Regions from separate parts of the Homo sapiens genome. Here region 2 is linked to region 1. Evidence: chromatin loops called from intact Hi-C (ENCODE). Cell type or tissue: heart right ventricle. All regions are shown on one strand. Each heading gives the region's core, and the rest is flanking DNA. Links, peaks and the distances in the headings are about the cores only.

Evidence for each region. A loop is a pair of places that touch in the nucleus more often than their neighbours do. Peaks named below come from ENCODE experiments on the same cell type or tissue, not always from the same donor. Only the 100,000 strongest peaks of a DNase experiment are listed, where the experiment ranks them.
Region 2: it touches region 1 in a loop (2.6-fold over the local background); 25 of 110 quality-filtered maps call a loop at or near these places.

What each region holds. Positions count from the first base shown.
Region 1 is chr1:94,655,529-94,661,756 of GRCh38, forward strand. All of the region lies in intron 3 of SLC44A3-AS1 (SLC44A3 antisense RNA 1), which reads right to left. Among named protein-coding and RNA genes, the nearest start is that of MIR378G, 87 kb to the right of the region's middle. RefSeq lists enhancers at 3,779-4,297, 5,775-6,228. In heart right ventricle, for the core only: no CTCF peak of the experiment used is centred there; DNase peaks (open chromatin) are centred at 2,463 and 2,803; H3K27ac peaks cover 1,356 bases.
Region 2 is chr1:94,529,596-94,535,823 of GRCh38, forward strand. F3 (coagulation factor III, tissue factor) reads right to left here. Exons shown (of 6, transcript NM_001993.5): 4 at 3,495-3,673; 5 at 2,726-2,885; 6 at 1-1,001. The coding sequence ends at 865. Among named protein-coding and RNA genes, the nearest start is that of F3, 9.0 kb to the right of the region's middle. In heart right ventricle, for the core only: a CTCF peak has its summit at 2,631; no DNase peak of the experiment used is centred there; H3K27ac peaks cover 1,129 bases.

The DNA.
Region 1 (6,228 bases), core at 505-5,504:
AGAAGACAAGAGGGCTGAGGCACACAGAAAGAGGGGTCAGTGGTACAAAATGAGGCCAGAATGGTCAGCAAGGCTCCATCTTGAGGGCCTTTATAGGGCTGGAATTTATCTTAGGAACAAGGAGACTCCATTGAAGGGTTCAGGTTGTGAATGATACATGTGTATGGATCAGGGAAGAAAAGAATGATATGTCTACCAAAAAATTCTGAATTGTGCTGAGAATTAACAACTGTCTTTTTAGCCTTTTGTCTCCCTAAAATAGTAAGTTTCCAGTAACTCACAGGTTGACAATTAAAGGGGTTGTAATAGATGTCCTTTTAAAAAAATAATTTTTTAATAGACAAGGTCTTGCCTGTTGCCCAGGCTGGAGTGCAGTGGCACAATCAAAGCTCTCTGCAGCCTCAAACTCCTGGGCTTAAGCAATCCTCCTGCCTCAGCCTCCTGAGTGGCCTGGACTAAAGGCATGAACCACCACACCCAGCTAATTTTATTTTTTGCAGAGACTTGTTCTCCCTGTGTTGCCCAGGCTGGTTTCAAACTACTAACCTCAAGCAATCCTCCTGTCTTAGCCTCCCAAAGTGCTGGGATTACAGGTGTGAGCCACCATGCCCGGTCCAATAAGTGTTCATGATAATGTGGATTTGTTCTTGACAATCAGGACTCAAGCCCAGGCAATCTTCTGCAAGTCAGAGTATTCACCCACCCCTGCATCAGTCTGAATCTGGAAAACTCTTCTGGCACAGCCACGTTTCAGTGAGTAGGCCCACCCTGCCCCATTCAGAGGGGTGGATTGGAAGAGGCACTTAGGGCCAGTCTGGAGGAAAGAGACAAGGCAAAGAGTAGGATGGTGCCGGGACCTCAAGGACCGATTCCTTTTATCAGCGTTGTCCACATGGGTTGCTCTTCTGGGCCCTAGGAAAGCATTAGAGACCCCCAGACATGATTCTCAGAGTCTGCCCTGACATGTCACCCCAGAAGATCGAGGTCTTTGGTCCTTGAGCCCTTTACTTTGAACACGAGAAGTGTTTGCTCGTGGGATCTACACAAGTCTTTTTTTTTTTTTGGAGATGGAGTCTCGCTCTGTCACCTAGGCTGGAGTGCAATGGCACAATCTCAGCTCACTGCAAACTCCGCCTCCCCGTTCAAGCGATTGTCCTGCTTCAGCCTCCCAAGTAGCTGGGATTACCGATGCCCGCCACCAGGCCCGGCTAATTTTTGTATTTTTAGTAGAGATGGGGCTTCACCAGGCTGACCAGGCTGGTCTTGAACTCCTGACCTCAGGTGATCCACCCCCTCTGGCCTCCCAAAGTGCTGGGATTACAGGCATGAGCCACCATGCCCAACCTCAAGTCTTTTCTGATCCTAACATTCTGGGACCTAATCACTTCAAAGGAGACATGCCATTTCCAGCTGAGGCCCCAAGAGGAATGTTTTATGGTGGACAACTCTGAGGGCTGGCATGGGGCCTGGAGAGGGAATGGAAAGGAAGAAGGGAGCTGATGGGAGGTCCACAAGGACTTTTGTTGAATGGTGGGGAGGGGGCAAGGCAGAAAGCAACTTATGGCATGATTCTACCCAGAGACAGCCCAGCCTTTGAAAACTTGCCTCGCCCAGAGTGAGAAAGATTTAAACAACACACACACACCCACACACACACCCACATACGCCCCCCCATCATACATATATTCCATGCATTTCTTAATTAAGGGAATGCTAACATTTCTTTAAAGTACAGTTCTTAAAATGATATTTGGAGACCACATTCTTTAACTTGTGAGAATATACCTCCAACCTCTTAATAAAATTGTGATTAAAAAAAACTTTCTCTAATTGTGGCTAAATTTGATGTCATTGATTAAAATGTATGCCAATTTGCAACATTAATAACCTTGTTGCTATGCCTGTTCTACCAAAACCCTTTTCCTAGTATTTCTTACATCACCACACATCTGAAAAAGTTTCTTTCATGCGCGTCCGTGTGAAGAGACCACCAAACAGGCTTTGTGTGAGCAACATGGCTGTTTATTTCACCTGGGTGCAGGCGGGCTGAGTCCGAAAAGAGAGTCAGCGAAGGGAGATAGGGGTGGGGCCGTTTTATAGGATTTGGGAAGGTAATGGAAAATTACAGTCAAAGGGGGTTGTTCTCTGGTGGGCAGGGGCGGGGGTCACAAGGTGCTCAGTGGGGGAGCTTCTGAGCCAGGAGAAGGAAATTCACAGGGTTAATCACTCAGTGAAGGTGGGGCAGGAACAAATCACAATGGTGGAATGTCATCAGTTAAGGTGGGGCAGGGCCTTTTCACTTCTTTTGTGATTCTTCAGTTACTTCAGGCCATCTGGGCATATACGTGCAAGTCACAGGGGATGCGATGGCTTGGCTTGTGCTCAGAGGCCTGACAGTTTCCACTGGGCTTCTCCCCTCCAAAGAGTTCCTGGGATGGCCTTGGGATCCACGTGGTGGGAATCAGCCCACAGGTGGGGGAGGGGAAGGTGCTCTTCACCTGTGTTGCATCAGCAGCGTGAGCTGCTGCTATCAAGTGTTGAAAAGAATGTGAGACAAAAAGAGATAATATTTGAAATGGAAAGAAAATAGTATTACTAAGCCAAGTGATCAAATATTGCCAATTTTGCTTGCCAGCTATCATGAACTGATAACAAATTAGCAAAAGGCCAAACTTACATGCACGAAGTTGTCCTAAGCAGTGGCCAGATCCAGACATAACACATATCTCTAGATATCATTCATGGCTTACAAGCTTTGTAGTCTTTGCCCTGTGATGAGGCTATCCTCCCAGCGGGGTAGGAGGAAATGATTCCTTGTGCTCTAGCTGGTTGTAGTGGCTTATACTCTGGCCAGGAGGTCAGAAAACTGTCACAGAACCAACTCTACTCATTATTTGCTGTGTGCTTTGGCCAAGTCTCCTAACTCATTGGAGTCTGTATTTCTTTATCTCTGAAATGACAGCAACACTCAACACACGTTGACTGAGGACAGACTGTATGCTAGTCTGAACTATGTGTGAGTGAACACATAGTCATCACTTCCATGAGAGTGGAATAGTCGATATAAAACTCAGTACCACATGTGAGTGACTCCAAATATTACAGCATCCTCATTTGCTAAATGAACTCTTAAGAAAAGGTTTTTACTTTTATATTTGTTGATATTAAAATATATCAGGATGTTAATTAAATAGACAAATGTCTGTGCATAATAATGTGTTATTTTAATTACTTATAGGTAAAATCACATGCTATTCATTAATTTGTAAATCTTGATTAAAATGTTGAGTTTTCATTATATATTTAAAAATCACAGCCAGGCACAGTGGCTCACGCCTGTAATCCCAGAACTTTGGGAGGCCAAAGAGGGCAGGTCACCTGAGGTCAGGAGGTCAAGACCAGCCTGGCCAACATGGTGAAACCCCGTCTCTACTAAAAATATTTTTTTAAAAATTAGCCAGACATGGTGGTGGGGACCTGTAATCCCAGCTACTCAGGAGGCTGAGGCAGAAGAATTGCTTGAACCCAGGAGATGGAGGTTGCAGTGAGTTGACACGGTGCCACTGCACTCCAGTCTGGGTGAGATAGTGAGACTCCGTCCCAAAAAAAAAAAAAAAAAAAAAAAAAAAAATCACATCATGTTTATAATGCAGAAATACTGCCTTTACCCACTCACAATGCAATACTTTTAATCAAATTCTTCCAGTGCACTTTTGATATCAGTGTTTTGACATTCCCTATGGCCAGTCTTCAAGCCCATTTTTCAGAGCACAGCATCTTCATATTCATCTGGATTGCTTGAGATTCAGCACTTCTTGAATCTAAATATGATGTTGTCATTGAAAATTATACCTCATGCCATGATAGTTTTTTCCCTATTTGTGATCTCATAAGATAACTGTCACGCCTCTGAGCCCAAGCTAAGTCATCATATCCCCAATGACCTGCATGTATACATCCAGATGGCCTGAAGCAACTGAAGATCCACAAAAGAAGTGAAAATAGCCTTAACTGATGACATTCCACCATTGTGATTTGTTTCTGCCCCACCCTAACTGATCAATGTACTTTGTAATCTCCCCCACCCTTAAGAAGGTTCTTTGCAATTCTCCCCACCCTTAAGAAGGTTCTTTGCAATTCTCCCCACCCTTAAGAAGGTTCTTTGTAATTCTCCCCACCCTTGAGAATGTACTTTGTGAGATCCACGCCCTGACCCCAAAACATTGCTCCTAACTCCACCGCCTATCCCAAAACCTATAAGAACCGATGATAATCCCACCACCCTTTGCTGACTCTCTTTTCGGACTCAGCCTGCCTGCACCCAGGTGAAATAAACAGCATTTTTGCTCACACAAAGCCTGTTTCTATGCAGCCACAAAAATTGATGAGTTCATGTCCTTTGTAGGGACATGGATGAAGCTGGAAACCATCATTCTCAGCAAACTATCTCAAGGACAAAAACCCAAACACCGCTTGTTCTCGCTCATAGGTGGGAATTGAACAATAAGAACACATGGACACAGGAAGGGGAACATCACACACCGGGGACTGTTGTGGGGTGGGGGGAGGGGGGAGGGATAGCATTAGGAGATGTACCTAATGCTAAATGACGAGTTAATGGGTGCAGCACACTAACATGGCACATGTATACATATGTAACAAACCTGCATGTTGTGCACATGTACCCTAAAACTTAAAGTATAATAATAATAAAATAAAATTAAAAAAGAAAAGCCTGTTTGGTGGTCTCTTCACATGGACACGTGAGACAATAACCACATATCCTTCAAGTATGGTATATTAATAATGTTGACTTTCAACATGATCTTTATATGGTTTGTTTACTGTGACCTCCAACACTCAACAATTGAGAGGTCAGAGCCTCAGGAATAATTGCCAAACGTGTCAGATTTCTTTGCCACTTTTTTTCCTGTATTACCAGTAGTCTTCCATAAGATCCCACATTAGCATTACTTTAGATGGCTTAAGACTAACATATGTTCATCAAAAACAAGGTTGGTGTCTGAAATAAAGTGATTGAATGCTTTGTGTTCTGTAAAGACTCTACTATAAGATGACTCCAACAGATAATTTTGAGGAGAAAAGGCATAATTATATGTGATAATTATAATAAAGGCTAGAGGGCATTAATAGCTCCAGATGAAAAGTGTTCAGAGATAAGAGAGAGTATAGACTAGCTATATGTTTAATCATTGAGTTGTTCATTTTTCTTAACCTCTTTACCTAGAAAATAAGGCCAATCAACAATACCTCAGAATGTTGCTAGGAGGAGTAAATGAGGTTATAAATTCTAGCATAGTGCCTGGCTTGAAGGTGTACTTAGGGTGAGGGCCATCATTCCCTGAGTTCTTCCAGCTCTGCTCCCACTTGTGACTTTATGGGATGTTAAAGGAAAAGGAACAGGGGCAGGACAAGACAGGAACAAAGTATCTTTGCCCATTGTTCAGCTGAGACAGATTAGAGTTTTTCCAAAGGTGCTTTCCCAAGAACCAAAGGAAAACTAAGACCTAAAGACACAAAGACTGTAGTTACAGAGCCCCTCCCCAGATCTCAGTGTCATTGTTCCTTTCTGCATCCTTCAGTCCTGTGGCATTTTCCTCTGCTAGTCTCACTTGTACATGCAGCCACTATGGAATGCTGGGGCCATGTGAGAGGAGGGGATTTGCATAACAGTAGAAAACCACTGGGATTTGGAGTAGGGTGAACTGACTTTAAGTCAGCCTCTACCTTTCACTGGCTTTAAGATTTTGCAAATGTCCATTTGCCTCTCCAAGTCCCAGTTTCTTTATCCTTATGTAAACAAAAAAGTGAGACAGATCTCAATCAATTTATTTTGTCAAGGTTAAGGACATTTGCAGAAGAAATAAAGACAGAGTCACAGAAAGAGGAGAAAGGCCTGTGCCTTTCTCCAAAGATGATTTTGAGGGCTTCAATATTTAAAGGGGAAAAGTGGGCTGGAGGGGAAAGAGGGAGGGTATGGTAATCCAAGGGAGGGTATGGTAATTCAAGAGAAAAGGAACAGATAGGGGAATAGTCAATTATGTATTTGTTTTGTGCTCAGTAAATTGGCACTTTGCATAAGACAAGGCTAACATAGAATAACTCTGTGGAGATATTTAACCTCTTATCTGTAGATATCTGCTTAGGAACAAAAGGAAAGTCAGCTTCTTGCATAACTCAGCTTTCAGCTTAATTTTTTTCCTTTGG
Region 2 (6,228 bases), core at 367-5,366, 130 kb before region 1:
ATACCAATGTCTCCTGCACTTAACACATTAATACAAAGTTTGCCAATTGTTTTGAATTTCCAAATGTATTCCTGAAAAAAAAAAGAACCTAAACACTATATTATAGACATATGTTAGAAAAGTCCTAGAAATGCACCCAATTTCCTTCCATTTTACTTTCCTACATGGATTGAAGTCAGCCCCTCAAAAGCTTTTCGGCTGGGCATGGTGGTTCACGCCCATAATACTAGCACTTTGGGAGGCCAAGGTGGGTGGATCACCTGAGGTCAGGAATTCAAGACCAGCCTGGCCAAGATGGTGAAACCCCATCTCTACTAAAAAATACAAAAATTAGCTTGGCGTGGTAGTGCGCACCTGTAATCCCAGCTACTCGGGAGGCTGAGGCAGACAATTGCTTGAACCCGAGAGACGGAGGGTGCAGTGAGCCGAGATCGTGCTACTGCACTCCAGCCTGGGCAACAGAGCAAGACTCCGTCTCAAAAAAAAAAAAAAAAAAAAAAAAGCTTTTCAAAAGTCCACCCAGGATTTTTTAAGACATTTTCCCATTTGTTTTTGCTTGGACGACCTGGTTACTCCTTGAGTGCGGAATATATAATCTAAAGCATGTTATGTGCAAAAGGTGCCATGGTGTTAAAAATTAAAACTTGGAATTGGTTGTAGTACCATTCGTTACATTTCAAAGTGACTAATGCTGATGTCAAAACCAGAATGCTAATGGTAATAACAGGTCATATCAAGAGTTTTTTGAACTCCAGGGTCTTCATGCTCCGAAATACTCATTTGCGTTTCCATGTATTCTATCCTCTTAAAAGTTCTCGGTCACAGTGCAATATAGCATTTGCAGTAGCTCCAACAGTGCTTCCTTTATGAAACATTCAGTGGGGAGTTCTCCTTCCAGCTCTGCCCCACTCCTGCCTTTCTACACTTGTGTAGAGATATAGCCAGGATGATGACAAGGATGATGACCACAAATACCACAGCTCCAATGATGTAGAATATTTCTGAAAAATAAAGGGCATCTAGTCAACTTGGAGAGCTCAAATCCCATTTATCAGTGGACAAAATTGACGGCATAACCCCAAATTACACCATCCTATTTTTGTGCAATTTGACTTTCTTTCACTCTTTCCACCACACTTACATTAGGAAAGAATTTGTCAAAACCTGAACGTTTCAGAGTAATTGACAATGGCTAAACACATTTAATGGGCATTTAATAAACTGAATAATGCACAGTCCAGAAAAGATATGTAGTTGGAGGTAAGAACAATGGCTGGAAAGAAGTGCCTAAAAACGATGCTGAGATTGATGGCAATGATTATAACGGAAGGTGAACCCTAAGTGCAAAGTGGGAGATCCAAAGTGCTACCAGGATTTGGGTGAAGAAGAGATAGTAACTAGTTGGTGCAGTAGCAAGGCCTTCTGGTGGAAGTGGCGTTTGAAATGCCTCTCCAAGATAGAGAACGGCCAGGGAAGCAGAGAAGTGTGTGTGCACAAAAGGAGAGGCAGTGGAATTAGAGCTAGGCTTTAGGACAATGACTGAAGGCTGTGGGTAGGATGGCTCAGAGGGGTGCAGGACCAGAGGTAAAGAGAAACCTCTCCTGTCAGTGGCAATAAACAGGAGAGAACAGTTTATTTAAAGTGTTTTAAAATGTTCAAATATCATCTTCACATGGAGCTAAGCCATCATTTCTTTTTTCGTTGTTTCTTTTTTTTTTTTTTTTGAGATGGAATCTCGCTCTGTCACCCAGGCTGGAGTACAGTGGTCCAATCTCAGCTCACTTCAGCCTCCGCCTCCCAGGTTCAAGCAATTCTCCTGCCTCAACCTCCTGAGTAGCTGGGACTACAGACACGTGCAACCACACCCAGCTACTTTTTGTATTTTGAGTAGAGATGGGCTTTTACCATGTTGGCCAGGCTGGTCCCAAACTCCTGACCTCAAGTGATTTGCCTGTCTGGGCCTCCCAAAGTGCAGGGACTACAGGCGTGAGCCACCACACCCAGCGTAAGCCATCGTTTATATCCCCTGACTCTTTTCTTCACTGGAAGTACTCAGAATACTTTCCCTGTAAGGCATGGATCGAGACACACAGGCTTGCAGCTTCCTGCAAGAGTCTGAAGGCCCACAGCACTTCCGGTTAGGGACTGTTCCTCGCACAATGGGCCTGAGCTCCCAACATATGCACATGCATGTACACACACGTGTCCGCCATATACACACATGCATGCATGTGGGTATATTTGATATACTCAATCCCTTCCCTTGATGGGTTAGACTCTACAGCCTCTGTGGCAACAGCCCACAGTGGGTACTCACGAATGTCTACTGTGTCCTGCTGCAGCTGGTCCAGAAGCCACCCCCAGAATTAGAATTTAAGCATGAAAAAATGCCCAGGGAAATCTGTGACTTGTTGCTAAATCCTAAACACAGTTTGTGTATCCAGTGCTCAGCAGAGGGCTTAGCACATGACAGGTGCTCAAGAAAACACCTGCTAATACAAGGGCACAATCAACACAGAAACATTTCTAAATGTCCAAAATCTTTTTTGTACCAAAGCAAAATCAAAACCAAAACAAACAAATAACAACAAAAAACCTCCAGGCAGTTTGTTTTCCTGAATATTTAACCAAGGAAGTATATCCCAGCCCTGAGGGTGGAGCTACTCCTCCAGAAGTCACCCACAGCACCCATACCCCCAGGCAAATGGCTGGCAGAGCCACTCACCTCTGAATTCCCCTTTCTCCTGGCCCATACACTCTACCGGGCTGTCTGTACTCTTCCGGTTAACTGTTCGGGAGGGAATCACTGCTTGAACACTGAAACAGTAGTTTTCTCCTTTATCCACATCAATCAAAAACTCATTAGTGTTTGTTTTGGCTGTTTTCTGTAAAAAGATAGAGTTCTTAATTCATCTGGGCTCTGAGTCAATTCTTTCCCCTTTATTAAGTCACTGTGGAAGTAAAAACCTAGGTTCTAAGCAAAGCCTACAAGAACACAGCTGACACGTGAAGGATTAGAAGTGACTTCGCTAATCAGTTTCCCTTGATCACTGCTAAAAATGCCTTTTCCAAGACTGAGAAGATCCAATTTAGGCATATTGAACCCTATTGAGCCCCTTTAGAAGATATCTGCAGTAAAAGAAAAAGGAAGGGAGTATTATGCATTGAACCAAAAACAAATTTTGTGCCTGGGATCCTCAATAGAGGGAGAAATGTGAGCATGGCGGGACCTTTAGAGATGACCTGATCCAGCCGGTTGGCTGAGGAACCTGGGTCTCCGAGGGGGCCCTGCCCAGAGTCACAGGGTAGTGCAGAGTCACAGGTAGGACCAGGCCTGTTGTCCACCCCTCCCCACAGTGCGCGCTCCCCCTTCTACTCCATCACCTTCTCAACAACTCTGTTCTGCTATTTTTGAATTGGGGAAGAAATGGGTTGTAAAACCCAAGTATTCACAATTTAAAACAGGTCATAAAAACAAATTAAAAAATGCTCACCTTTCCTGAACTTGAAGATTTCCAATAATAAAGTGTATAAATTAAGTCCTTGCCAAAAACATCCCGGAGGCTTAGGAAAGTGTTGTTCCTTCTGACTAAAGTCCGTTCATCTTCTACGGTCACATTCACTTTTGTTCCCACCTGTTCAAAACTCTGAATTGTTGGCTGTCCGAGGTTTGCTGAAACAAAGGAAATGAGCTTGGTTGGAACCAAAGAATTCTGTACAAAGTCAAATCCTGTTTTGTTATCACAATTGACAACTTAATTATCTCTCATATAAAACATGTGCATAGAACCAGCTCCCTGAAAGAAGCAGGCGTGGCGGCCTGGAGCTGAATCCTAAGACATTCTGTGGTAGTGCTGGCCCAAGGGGAAGACAATGGAGCCTCAGATGTCATTTTAAGTTTTCTAGTAGTCACATTAGAAAAAGTAAAAAGGAACAGGTGAAATTAATTTTAATAATATATTTTATTTAACCAAAGACAGTTGACCCCTGAACAACATGGGTTTGAACTCTGTGGATCCACTTGTATGCAAATTTTTTTAAATAAAAGTTACACCAAGTGTGCCGCCTCCTACTTCCTCCATCTTTTCTCCTGCCGTGGCCCCTGCTCTTCCTCCTCCTCCTCCTCCTCAGCCTACTCAACATGAAGATGACGAGGATGAACACCTTTATGATGATCCACTTCCACTTTATCAATAGTAAATATATTTTCTCTTCCTTATAATTCTTTCTCTTCCTTCCTTCTTTCTTTTCTTTTCTTTTCTTTTTTTTCTTTCTTTCCCTTTCTTTTTTAGACAGAGTCTCGCTCTGTCACCCAGGCCGGAGTGCAGTGGCGCAATCTCAGTTCACTGCAACCTCCTCCACCTGGGTTGAAGTGATTCTCCTGCCTCAGCCTCCCAAGTAGCTGGGATTACAGGCACCCACAACCACGCCTGGCTAATTTTTGTATTTTTAGTAGAGATGGGGTTTCACCATGTTGGCCAGGCTGGTCTTGAACTCCTGACCTCAAGTGATCCACCCGCCTTAGCATCCCAAAGTTCTGAGATTACAGGCACGAGCCACCATGCCCAGCCTCTTTTCCTTATAATTTTCTTAATAACATTTTCTTTCCTCTAGCTTACTTTATTGTAAGAATACAGTATATAATACACGCAACATGAAAAATGTGTGTTAATTGACTGTTTATCTTATTGGTAAGGCTGCAGTCAACAGTCAACCGATAGGTAGGCTATTAGTAGTTAAGTTTTTGGGGAGTCAAGTTATACTCGGATTTTCAACTGCACAGGGAGTCGGTGCCTCTCAGCCATGCATTGCTTGAGTCAACTGCATATATCTGGAATATAATCATTTTAATGTGTAATCAATATAAAAAAGTTTTGAGATATTCTACACTTCTTAAATTCCAGTGTGTACTTTATACTTAGAGCATTAGCCATATTTCAAGTGGTCAACAGCCACATGTGGCTAGTGGCTACTATACTGAACAGGGTGGTAGCATAAACTACGATATTTTAGGTTCAAAAATATGTAGGGCTGTGAGAAAGCCCAGGAAATGTCCTTGGTACCTCGAGAAGCCGGATTTAACCACGGGGTCTCTGCAATGGCTCAATTATCTCATGTGCTTTGGTTAAATGACAGGAAAACAAACATCAATTCACAGGCCAAATATGTGTGTGCACATGCAAAACAAACACATAAAATATCTTCTATCTTGCACCAACAAAGGATTTGAAGTAGCTTACAAAAAAACTCAAGAACTATTAATATAAAAGAGAATCATGAGGATGCCATTAATTAGGGGGGAAATGAATGTCAACCATGCCACAGTCACCAGAGGGGCTGCTGACGCTGCTACATTCTTGCCTGGTGCCACAAAAGACACAAGCAGAAGCACCTGGGGGTCTGGAGGGTCTTGCAAATGGGGGCTCTGGGAAGGCAGCCACATTCACCTGGGGTCAGGCCCCCTATTTCAACCCTCAAAGTAGATACCAGAGGAGGATGGTTGGTTGGTTGTCCGTCCACCCCTTCTTTTCACCATTCCTACCTTGAGAAACTGTTCTCTCTCGCTGGGCCTAACACTCACACAACACCTTCATTCTAACCAGCTGGCCTTACAAGAGAAGCTAATTTCACTCTACTCAATGTGCTACATGCATTTATCTAAATTGCCTAGCTCAGAGCCACAGTTGCGGCAAAAGAATAAATCTCCTACTTGACAGGAATTCTCTTCATTCTTTTACTGGCTCCTAGGGCCAGCTTACAGGGGCAAAGGCTGAGGAGGAAAGTATTCCACCTTTCCAAAACCAGAACGAGGGTGACAGGCAGATGGCTGGGCAGGTGCTGGCACATCACGGAACTCAAATCATGGCCAACTGATTAGAAAAGGTCAGCATAATTAGGCTAATTATGGGCTCAGAGGGAAACCATGGACTTTCCTCATTGATTTATGACCGTTTGGGAAAAATCCTCAACTGGGATTTTTAGTGTGATAACGGGACAGAAAAATCAGGATACATGATATATATATAGGGAAAAGCTAAAACCCCGGCCTTGGTGGATTTCCTATCCCTACCCGCTTCCCTGGCCCGCCCTCTCCCAACACACATTCAGCCGGTTACTGAGGACAGTAACAGGGTCTGGGGACAGACTGGGGGAGAAAGTTACTTGATGACACTGTCATCAGCTCCAAAGTTCACATTCTGTGAACCTCCTACCACATCTGGAATGTGT